2 separate regions of the Homo sapiens genome follow, and region 1 is linked to region 2. Evidence: read pairs that join two places in POLR2A ChIA-PET (ENCODE). Cell type or tissue: B cell. All regions are shown on one strand. Each heading gives the region's core, and the rest is flanking DNA. Links, peaks and the distances in the headings are about the cores only. Region 1 has its middle 12 kb from the start of NOTCH3. Region 2 overlaps LOC124904643 (a long non-coding RNA gene).

The links. Peaks named below come from ENCODE experiments on the same cell type or tissue, not always from the same donor. Only the 100,000 strongest peaks of a DNase experiment are listed, where the experiment ranks them.
Region 1: POLR2A ChIA-PET joins it to region 2 with 6 read pairs; 6 of 35 experiments call an interaction of 5 or more read pairs at or near these places.

The regions. Positions count from the first base shown.
Region 1 is chr19:15,210,044-15,215,410 of GRCh38, reverse strand. No RefSeq gene overlaps it. Among named protein-coding and RNA genes, the nearest start is that of NOTCH3, 12 kb to the right of the region's middle. In B cell, for the core only: no CTCF peak of the experiment used is centred there; no DNase peak of the experiment used is centred there.
Region 2 is chr19:15,347,106-15,352,472 of GRCh38, reverse strand. The region is part of intron 3 of LOC124904643 (a long non-coding RNA gene); the gene reads right to left. Among named protein-coding and RNA genes, the nearest start is that of BRD4, 17 kb to the right of the region's middle. In B cell, for the core only: no CTCF peak of the experiment used is centred there; a DNase peak (open chromatin) is centred at 3,256; H3K27ac peaks cover 549 bases.

The DNA of each region.
Region 1 (5,367 bases), core at 270-5,269, 140 kb after region 2:
TTTTTTTTGAGATGGAATCTCCCTCCGTCACCCAGGCTGGAGTGCAGTGGTGCAATCTCAGCTCATGACAACCTCCGCCTCCCGGGTTCAAGCAATTCTCCTGCCTCAGCCTCCTGAGTAGCTGGGATTACAGGCACCTGCCACCGTGCTCGGCTAATTTTTGTATTTTTAGTAGAGATGAGGTTTCACCATGTTGACCCAGACTGGTCTCGAATTCCTGACCTCAGGTGATCCACCCAACTCAGCCTCCCAAAGTGCTGGGATTACAGGCATGAGCCATCACACCCAGCCTCTTTATTATTATTTTTTTAAGACAGGGTCTTGCTCTTTTGCCCAGGCTGAAGTGCAATGGCACAATCATAGCTCTCTGCAGCCTCAAACTCTGGGCTCAAGTGATCCTCCTGCCTTAGCCTCGGGAGTAGATGGGTCTACAGGCATGCACCACCTATGCCTGGCTAATTTAAAAAATTTTCTTAGGCCAGGCATGGTGGCTCATGCCTGTAATCCCAGCAGTTTGGGAGGCCGAGGCAGGTGGATCACGAGCTCAGGAGTTCGAGACCAGCGTGACCAACATGGTGAAACCCTGTCTCTACTAAAAATACAAAAAAAAAAAAAACTAGCCAGACGTGGTGGCGCATGCCTGTAATCCCAGCTACTCAGGAGGCTGAGGCAGGAGAATCACTTGGATCCGGGAGGTGGAGGTTGCAGTGAGTGGAGATGGTGCCACTGCACTCTAGCCTAGTGACAGAGCGAGACTCTATCTCAAAAAAAAATTTTTTTTTTTCTTCTGAAGAGACAGGTGGGGTCTCGCTATGTTGACCAGGCTGGTTCTGAACTCCTGGACTCAAGTGATCCTCCTTCCTTGGCCTCCCAAAGTGCTGGGATTACAGGCGTGAGCCACTGCACTCAACCTTGATGGTTCTTGTTTGCCTATTTGTTTCTTGTCTGCTTCCCTTCTCAGGGCAGGAACTGGCTCTGTCTTGGGTCACCTCTGTCTACAATAAGGCCTGGCACCAAGTAGGTGTCCAGTAAATGTTTGTTGAATGACTGAATGAAGGTGAGAAGAGCTGGAGGTTCAGAGTGAGCAGCCAGGGGAAAGGAGCCTTTGTAGTATGAGAAGCATTTTCCTACCAGTGGGAACTCTGCATGCAAAGGCTGACAAGGCTGAGAGGCAGGGAGATGAAGCTGATGAGGTGGGGAGGAATTGTGTCACTTCAGGCAATGGGGAGCCATGGAAGTTTCAAGCATCGGAGTGTCCCAGGGAAGCAGTGTCCAGGGGACATGGCTGGGTCCAGCCTCCCCACACTTGCCGAAGGCCCACACTCAATTGCCCTCACTCCTGCTGGTTCTCACTAGGCTCCCACAGCCCACTGCCTGGCTCGAGAACCTGGCCCCAGCTTCCGCGCAGAGGGCGGGACTGTAGTCCCAAGAGGAGAAGCCAAGGGCACATTCTCAGGTTCCCGGTCAGCGGGCCGGCAGCTGTGTCTTGGCCTGGCCCCAGGTCCCGCGTCCCCAGGGACTGAGCTCATGGAGGAGAAATGCAGTCCCCAGCCAAGGCAGCCAGCAGGGGCCGGGGAGGGGGCTCAAGCCCACCCCCACCATGTTGGGAACTGTGCGGCCGCAGCTGCAAGGCCATGGGAAGGGTTGCTCCGACTGCCCAGTCCCCTAGGGATCTGGACACCTTGGGTGGGTCCCACCACCGTGGCTGGAGGGCAGTGGCAGGAACCCGCAGCTGAGACCCCATCTTCGGCTGAGCGGGTGCTTTGTAGATGGGTCTTTCTTCTTCTTCTTTTTTTTTTTTTTTTGAGATGGAGTCTCGCTCTGTCTCCCAGGCTGGAGTGCAGTGGCACAATCTCTGCTCACTGCAAGCTCCACCTCCCAGGTTCACGCCATTCTCCTGCCTCAGCCTCCCAAGTAGCTGAGACTACAGGCGCCCGTCACCACACCCGGCTAATTTCTTTTGTATTTTTAGTAGAGTCGGGGTTTCACCATGTTAACCAGGATGGTCTCAATCTCCTGACCTTGTGATCCGCCCACCTCGGCCTCCCAAAGTGCTGGGATTACAGGCTTGAGCCACTGCACCCGGCGGGGTCTTTTTCTTTTTTTCTTGAGATAGAGTCTTGCTCTGTTGCCCAGGCTGGAGTGCAGTGGTGCGATCTCGGCTCACTGCAACCTCTGCCTCCTGGGTTGCAGGGATGATTCTCCTGCCTCAAGTGATTCTCCTGCCTCAGCCTCCCAAGTAGCTGGGATTACAGGCGTCTGCCACCAAGCCTGACTAATTTTTGTATTTTTAGTAGAGATGGGGTTTCACCATATTGGCCAGGCTGGTCTCGAACTCCTGACCTCAAGTGATCCGCACGTCTCAGCCTCCCCAAGTGCTGGGATTACAGGCATGAGCCACCGCTCCTGGCCGGGTCTTTCTTCTTTTAGTCTGTATTCCCCCGTGAAGTCCTCTGCCTGGGTTTTCACCGTTACTTCCCCCTCTCCCACAGATCAGGGTGTGCTGTATCAGCAGTCACAGACTCTGAACTTCCTGCCTAGTGAAATGTGTGTCCAGGGTCCTTGGTTGCTCCTAGTGATGAGGAGCTCAGCACCTCCTACAGCATCCATTCCAGCAGAAAGCCCTTTCTCAATCGCTTGAACACCGGAGGCGGAGGTTTCAGTGAGCCGAGATCGAGCCACTGCAGCCTAGCCTGGGTGACAGAATGACATTCTGTCTCAAAATAAATAAATAAATAAATAAAATAAAGAAAAAAAAGAAAGAAAGCCCCTTCTCAGATGGGCCAAGGGAGGAGCTGGCCTTTCCTTGAGGGCCCTAACTTTGCCCCTCAATCCCTAGACCCTTCTGTGGAACCATAGACCACCCCCGCCTGCAAAATTATACTGAACAGAGTGGTTTGAGGCCCCTGAAGTGGCTAAGTGGCTTTTTTTTCGGGGGACAGGGTCTCACTCTGTCACCAGGCTGGAGTGCAGTGGTGCGATCTTGGGTCACTGCAACCTCCACCTTCTGGGTTCAAGTGATTCTCCTGCCTCAGCCTCCCGAGTAGCTGGGACTACAGGCACCTGCCACCACGCCCGGCTAATTTTTTGTATTTTTAGTAGAGATGGGGTTTCACCATGTTAGCCAGGATGGTCTCGATCTCCTGACCTCGTGATCTGCCCACCTTGGCCTCCCAAAGTGCTGGGATTACAGGCGTGAGCCACCTCGCCCGGCCCTGAAGTGGCTCTTCTGGGCTGGGCTTCCCAGCTCCTTCAGCCCCTTCCTGAGTCACCAAACCGTCCTACGTCACCTGCTTTTTGCTCACTCCATGCTGGGGGATGCTGGGACCCTCAAGAAGCCTCATCCTCTGTCTAACCCCCAAGGAGCCCTCAGTCCTTTGTTTGTTTGTTTTTTGTTTTTGTTTTGAGACAGGGTCTCAGTCTGTCACCCAGGCTGGAGTGCAGGGGCACGATCTCAGCTCACTGCAACCTCCACCTCCCAGGATCAAGCAATCCTCCCACCTCAGTCTTCTGAATTGCTGGGACTACAGGTATGCACCAGCATGCCCAGCTAATTTTTGTGTTTTTTGTAGACACAGGGTTTTACCATGTTACCCAGGCTGGTCTGAAATGCCTGTCCTCAGGTGACCCACCCCCCTCGTCCTCTCAAAGTGTTGGGATGACAGGCATGAGCCCCTGTGCCCAGCCAGCCCTTAGTCTTTAAATAGGGGACAAACCAGGGTACAGACACCCCCAACCCCTTGTGAACAAGGCTGAGCCATGGAGAAAAAGGGCACCGGGAGAGCGGGGGTGTCGGGGAGAGAGCAGCGCAGACTGAGGGACAGGGAGGACTTCCCGGAGTGGTATCCCTGAAGAATGGATAGGAGGTAACCAGAAATAGAAATAAGGGGCCAGGCACAGTGGCTCAGGCCTGGAATCCCAGCACTTTGGGAGGCCAAGAGCAGGAGGATCGCTCAAGCTCTGGAGTTTGAGACCAGCCTGGGCAACATAGCGAGACACTCATCGCTACAAAAAATACAAAAATAAGCAGGGTGTGGTGCTGAGCACCTGTAATTCCAACTACTCGGGAGGCCAAGGTGGGAGGATCACTTAAGCCTGGGAGGTCAAGGCTGCAGTGAGCTGTGTTCACGCCACTGCACTCCAGCCTGGCCTATAGAACGAGACCCTGTCTCTATTAAAAATAAGTAAATAAATAAATAGAAAGAAAGAAAGAGAGCAGGCCAGGCGTGGTGGCTCACGCCTGTAATCCCAGCACTTTGGAAGGCTGAGGCGGGCGGATCACTTGAGGTCAGGAGTTCGAGACCAGCCTGGCCAACATGGTGAAACCCCATCTCTACTAAAAATACAAAAATTAGCCGGGTGTGGTGGCCCGCCCCTGTAATTCCATGGGAGGCTGAGGCCGGAGAATCACTTGAACCTGGGAGGTGGAGGCTGCAGTGAGCCGAGGTCACACCACTACTGCACTCCAGCCTGGGTGACAAGAGCGAAACTCTGTCTCAAAAAAAAAAAAAAAAAAGAAAAGAAAAGAAAAAAATAAAGAGAGCGGCATGGGCAAAGGGGTGGCCTGTGTGAGAACTGTGTGAGAAACAGCAGAACATTCCCTCTAGCTGGAAGAAAATGAATTTTTGAAGAGGTCACACTGGCTGTGAGTTCCTGCTTGGGGAGGAAGCAAAAGGGTGTTTCTGTGCAGCTGGGTGTCTCAGGCAGAGGGAAGCACCCAGGCAAAGACCATGGGAGCACAAGGCCTGCTGGTTGCATCTGGGGTTTGACATGGTGTGACAATGGTTTTTTGTTTGTTGTTTTTGCTGGGGGTTTGGTGGGGAGGGTTAGGAAGGAGAGGGTCAGTCCCGGCCCAAGGGGCCCAAATGCAGGACTGAGGGCCTTGGATTTCCTTCCTGGGTGGTAGGCATGACGCAGGACTAGATCTGTGCCTGTCCCCATGGGCCTCTTGACTCAGCACAGTCACCGTGAGTCAGTGTGTGCCCCTTCTTAGGCAACTTCTGTTATTCCTCTGCCCAACCCCTACCCCGCCCCTGTACTCCATGTGGCCGGGAGTCACTGAGACCCAGGTTCATTTTTTTTCTTTTTCTTCCTTTTTTTTTTTTTTAATAAGGTCACTCTGTTGGCCAGGCTGCAGTGCAGTGGTGCGACTCGACCATGGCTCCCTGCAGTCTGGAACTCCTAGGCTCAGGTGATCCTCCTGCCTCAGACGCCCACATAGCTGGGACTACAGGTGTATGGGGTCTCACTGTGCTACCCAGGCTGGTCTCGAACTCTAGGCTCAGGTGATCCTCCTGCCTCAGCCCCCTGAGTAGCTGGGACAACAGGTGCACACCACCACACCCAGCTAATTCTTTCTTTTCTTTT
Region 2 (5,367 bases), core at 143-5,142:
TACAGGCAGGATCTCACTGTTGCCCAGGCTGGAGTGCGGTGGCACCACAGCAGCTCACTGCGGCCTCCAAATCCTGGTTTCAAGTGATCCTCCCACTTCAGCCTCTTGATTAGCTGGGACTACAGGAGTGCACCACTATGCCCAGCTAATTTTTAAAAGCCTTGTAGCCAGGCATGGTGGCTCATGCCTGTAGTCCCAGCACTTTGGGAGGCCAAGGCAGGTGGATGGTCTGAGGTCAGGAGTTCAAGACCAGCCTGGCCAGCATGGTGAAACCCCGTCTCTACTAAAAATATAAAAATTAGCTAGGCATGGTGGCAGATGCCTGTAATCCCAGCTACTCGGGAAGCTGAGGCAGGAGAATCGCTTGAACCTGGGAGGTGGAGGTTGAAGTGAGCTGAGATCACGCCACTGCACTCCAGCCTGAGCCAACAGAGCGAGATTCCATCTGGAAAAAAAAGTCTTGTAAGCCGGGCGTTGTGGCTCATGCCTGTAATCCCAGCACTTTGGGAGGCTGAGGCGGGTGGATCACCTGATGTCAGGAGTTAGAGACCAGCCTAGCCAACATGGTGAAACCCCGTCTCTACTAAAAATACAAAAAATTAGCCAGGTGTGGTGGCAGGTGCCTGTAATCCCAGCTACTCAGAAGGCTGAGGCAGGAGAATTTCTTGAACCCAGGAGGCGGAGGTTGCAGTGAGCCGAGGTCATGCCATTGCACTCCATCCTGGGCAACAAGAGTGAGACTCCATCTCAAAAAAAAAAAATTACTTCTATGTTTTATTCCAATAATTTAATAATGTTAGCTCATATTTAGGTCTGTAGTTCATTTTAATTTTTGTTTGTTTTGTTTTGTTTTGTTTTGAGACGGAGTCTGGCTCTGTCGCCCAGGCTGGAGTGCAGTGGCGCGATCTCAGCTCACTGCAAGCTCAGCCTCCCGGGTTCACACCATTCTCCTGCCTCAGCCTCCCGAGTAGCTGGGACTACTGGCGCCCGCCACCACGCCCAGCTAATTTTTTTGTATTTTTTAGTAGAGACGGAGTTTCGCCTTGTTAGCCAGGATGGTCTTGATCTCCTGACCTCGTGATCCGCCTGCCTCGGCCTCCCCAAAGTGCTGGGATTACAAGCGTGAGCCACCGCGCCCGGCCAATTTTTTTTTTTTTTTTTTTTTTTTGAGATGGAATCTCATTCTCTTGTCCAGGCTGGAGTGCAGTGGCGCAGTCTCAGCTCACTGCAGCCTCTGCCTCCTCAGTTCAAGTGATTCTCACGCCTTAGCCTCCCGAGTAGCTGGGATTACAAAATTGTGCCACCACGCCTGGCTACTTTTTGTATTTTTAGTAGAGACAGGGTTTCATCATGTTGGCCAAGTTGGTCTCGAACTCCTGATGTCAAGTGATCCTCCTGCCTCGGCCTTCCAAAGTGCTGGGATTATAGGCGTGAGCCACTGCCTCTGGCCAAGTTAATTTTTATATACGTGTAAGGTAAGGGTCCAACTTCACTCCATGTGGCTTATCGCGTTGTCTCAACAGTATTTGTTGAAGAGACTGTTCTTTCCCCCAATGAATGGTCTTGATACCCTTGTCAAAAGTTAGTTGACCATATAACTACATGGTTTACTTCTGGACTGTCAGCTCTATTCTATTCTACGTATCTATCCTTATGTCACTGTGCTTTGAAGTAAGATTTAAAGTCAGGCAGCGGTTCATGCCCATAATCCCAACACTTTGGGAGGCTGAGGCAGGCAGATCAGGTAAGGCCAGGAGTTAGAGACCAGCCTGGCCAACATGGTGAAACTTCATCTCTACTAAAAATATAAAAATCACCTGGACAGGCCAGGAGCGGTAGCTCACGCCTGTAATCCCATTTACTTTGGGAGGGCGAGATGGGTGGATCACCTGAGGTCAGGAGTTCGAGACCAGCCTGGCCAACATGGTGAAACCCTGTCTCTACTAAAAATACAAAAAATTAGCTGGGCATGTGGTGCGCACCTGTAATCGCAGCTACTCTAGAGGCTGAAGCAGGAGAATCGCTTGGACCCAGGAGGGAGGCAGAGGTTGCAGTGAGCCGAGATCATGCCATTGCACTCCAGCCTGGGCAACAAGAGTGAAACTCTGTCTCAACAACAACAACAAAAAAAATTAGCTGGACATGGTGACATGCACCTGTAATCCCAGCTACTTGGGAGGCTGAGGTGGGAGGATCGTTTGAGCCTAGGAGGTGGAGGGTGCAGTGAGCTGATACCGTGCCACCTGTAATCCACCCAGCCTGGGCAACAAAGTGACGACACTCTGCCTCAAAAATTAAATTAAAATAATAAATAACTCAAAGTCGGCCAGGCACAGTGGCTCATGCCAGTAATCCCAGCACTTTGCGAGGCCGAGGCAGGTGGATCACCTGAGCTCAGGAGTTGGGGACCAGCATGGGCAACATGGTGAAACCTCTTCTCTACCAAAAATACAAAAAATTAGCTGGGCATGGTGGTGGGCACCTGAAGTTCCAGTTAGTGGAGACACTGAGGTGAGAGTATCACCTGAGCCTGGGAGGTAGAGGTTGCAGTGAACTGAGATCATGCCACTGCACTCTAGCCTGAGTGACAGAGACTGTGTTCAAGAAAAATAAATAGGCTGGGCATGGTGGCTCACGCCTGTAATCCCAGCACTTTGGGAGGCCAAGGCGGGTGGATCATGAGATCAGGAGTTCAAGACCTGCCTGGCCAAGATGGTGACACCCCGTCTCTACTAAAAATACAAAAAAATTAGCTGGGCATGGTGGTAGGCACCTGTAATCCCAGTTATTTGGGAGGCTGAGGCAGAGAATTGCTTGAACTGGGAGGCAGAGGTTCCAGTGAGCTGAGATCGTGCCACTGCACTTTAGCCTGGGTGACAGAGCCAGACTCCATCTCAAATAAATAAATAAATAAAATAGATGAATAAATACAAGCTCAGGTGCAGTGGCTCACGCCTGTAATCCCAACACTTTGAGAGGTCAAGGCAGGTGGATCCCCTGAGGTCAGGAGTTTGAGATCAGCCTGGCCAACACCCAACATGGCGAAACCCTATCTCTACTAAAAATATAAAAATTAGCCAGGTGTGGTGGCGCATGCATATAATCCCGGCTACTTGGGAGGCTGAGGCAGAACAATCACTTGAACCTGGGAGGCGGAGGTTGTACTGAGCTGAGCTTGCACCACTGCACTCCAGCCTGGGCGACAGAGTGAGACTCCATCTCAATAACAATAAAAACATGAATAAATAAAATAAATAAGGAACTGTGACTCCTCCGACTTTGTTCCTCTTTTTCAAGATTGTTTTGGTTATTCTGTGTCCCTGTTTTTTGTTTTTTGTTTTTTTTGAGACGGAGTCTCTCTCTGTTGCCCAAGCTGGAGTGCAGTGACGTGATCTCGGCTCACTGCAAGCTCCGCCTCCCAGGTTCACGCCATTCTCCTTCCTCAGTCTCCCGAATAGCTGGGACTACAGGTGCCTGCCACCACACCCCACTAATTTTTTGTATTTTTAGTAGAGACGGGGTTTCACTGTGTTAGTGAGGATGGTCTCGATCTCCTGGCCTCGTGGTCCACCCGCCTTGGCCTCCCAAAGTGCTTGGATTACAGGTGTGAGCCACCGCACCAGGCCTTTTTTTTTTTTTTTTTTGAGACAGAGTCTCGCTCTGTCAACAATGCGGAGTGCAGTGGCGCGATCTCAGCTCACTGCAACCTCCACCTCCCACGTTCAAGCGATTCCCCTGCCTCAACCCCCAGAGTAGCTGGGATTACAGGCACGTGCTACCACAACCAGCTAATTTTTGTTATTTTTAGTAGAGATGGCGTTTTGCCATATTGGTCAGGCAGGTTTTGAACTCCTGACCTCAGGTGATCCGCCCACCTCGGCCTCCCAAAGTGCTTGGATTACAGGCGTGAGCCACTGCACCTGGCCCCAGCCCTTGAGTTTTTATATGGACTTTAGGGTCATCTTGTCAAACCCAGCTGGTACTCTGACAGAGATATCAGACAGGAAATCTACAGATCAACTGAGGTAATATTGCCTTTTTTTTTTTTTTTTTTTGAGACGGAGTCGCGCTGTCACCAGGCTGGAGTGCAGTGGTGCGATCTCAGCTCGCTGCAACCTTGGCCTCCCAGGTTCAAGCCATTCTCCTGCCTCCGTCTCCTGAGTAGCTGGGACTACAGGCGTGTGCCACTGTACCCACCCAGCTGATTTTTGTATTTTTAGTAGAGATGGGGTTTCGCCATGTTGGCAAGGATGGTCTCGATCTCTTGACCCTGTGATCCACCCGCTTCAGCCTCCCAAAGTCCTGGAATTACAGGCGTGAGCCACCGTGCCCAGGCTTGGACCTCTTTTGTTCCTAAGTATTTTTTATATGTTTGATGCTATTGTAAAATGAAGTTTTAACATTTCTTTCGTTTGTTTTTTTTTTGAGACAGAATCTTGCCCTGTCGCCAGGCTGGAGTGCAATGGTGCAATCTGGGCTCACTGCAACCTCCGCCTCCCGGGTTCAAACGATACTCCTGCCTCAGCCTCCAAAGTAGCTGGGACTACAGGCGCACGCCCAGCAAATTTTTCTATTTTTAATAGAGACAGGGTTTCACCATGTTGGCCAGATGGTCTCGATCTCTTCACCTCATGATCTGCCCTCAGCCTCCCAAAGTGCTGGGATTTCGGGGGTGAGCCACCGTGCCCGGACTAAAAAAATTTTTTTTTTGAGACAGAGTCTTGCTCTGCAGCCCAGGTTGGAGTGCAGTGCCAGCATAATCTTGGTTCACTGCAACCTCTGCCTCCTGGGTCCCAGTTAAGCAATTCTTCGCCTTAGCCTCCCGAGTAGCTGAGATTACAGGCGCACACCACCATGCCCAGCTAACTTTTGTATTTTTAGTAGAGACGGGGTTTCACCATGTTGGCCAGGCTGGTCTTGAACTCTTGACCTCGTGATCCACCCACCCCGGCCTCCCAAAGTGGTAGGATTACAGGTGTGAGCTACCATAAATTTTTTTTTTTTTTTGAGACGCAGCCTCATTCTGTTGCCCAGGCTGGAGTGCAATGGTGTGATCTTGGCTCACTGTAACCTCAGCCTCCCGGGTTCAAGCGATTCTCCTGCCTCAACGTCTGAGTAGCTGGGATTACTGGTGCATGCCACCACACCCAGCTAATTTTTGTATTTTTAGTAGTGACAGGGTTTCACCATGTTGGCCAGGCTGGTCTTAAACTCCTGATACCAAGTGATCAGCCCGCCTCGGCTTCCCAAAGTGCTGGGATTACAGGTGAAAGCCACTGAACCCAGCCTATTTAAAACATTTTTAATTAAAAATTTTGGGCCGGGTGCGGTGGCTCACGCCTGTAATCCCAGCACTTTGGGAGGCTG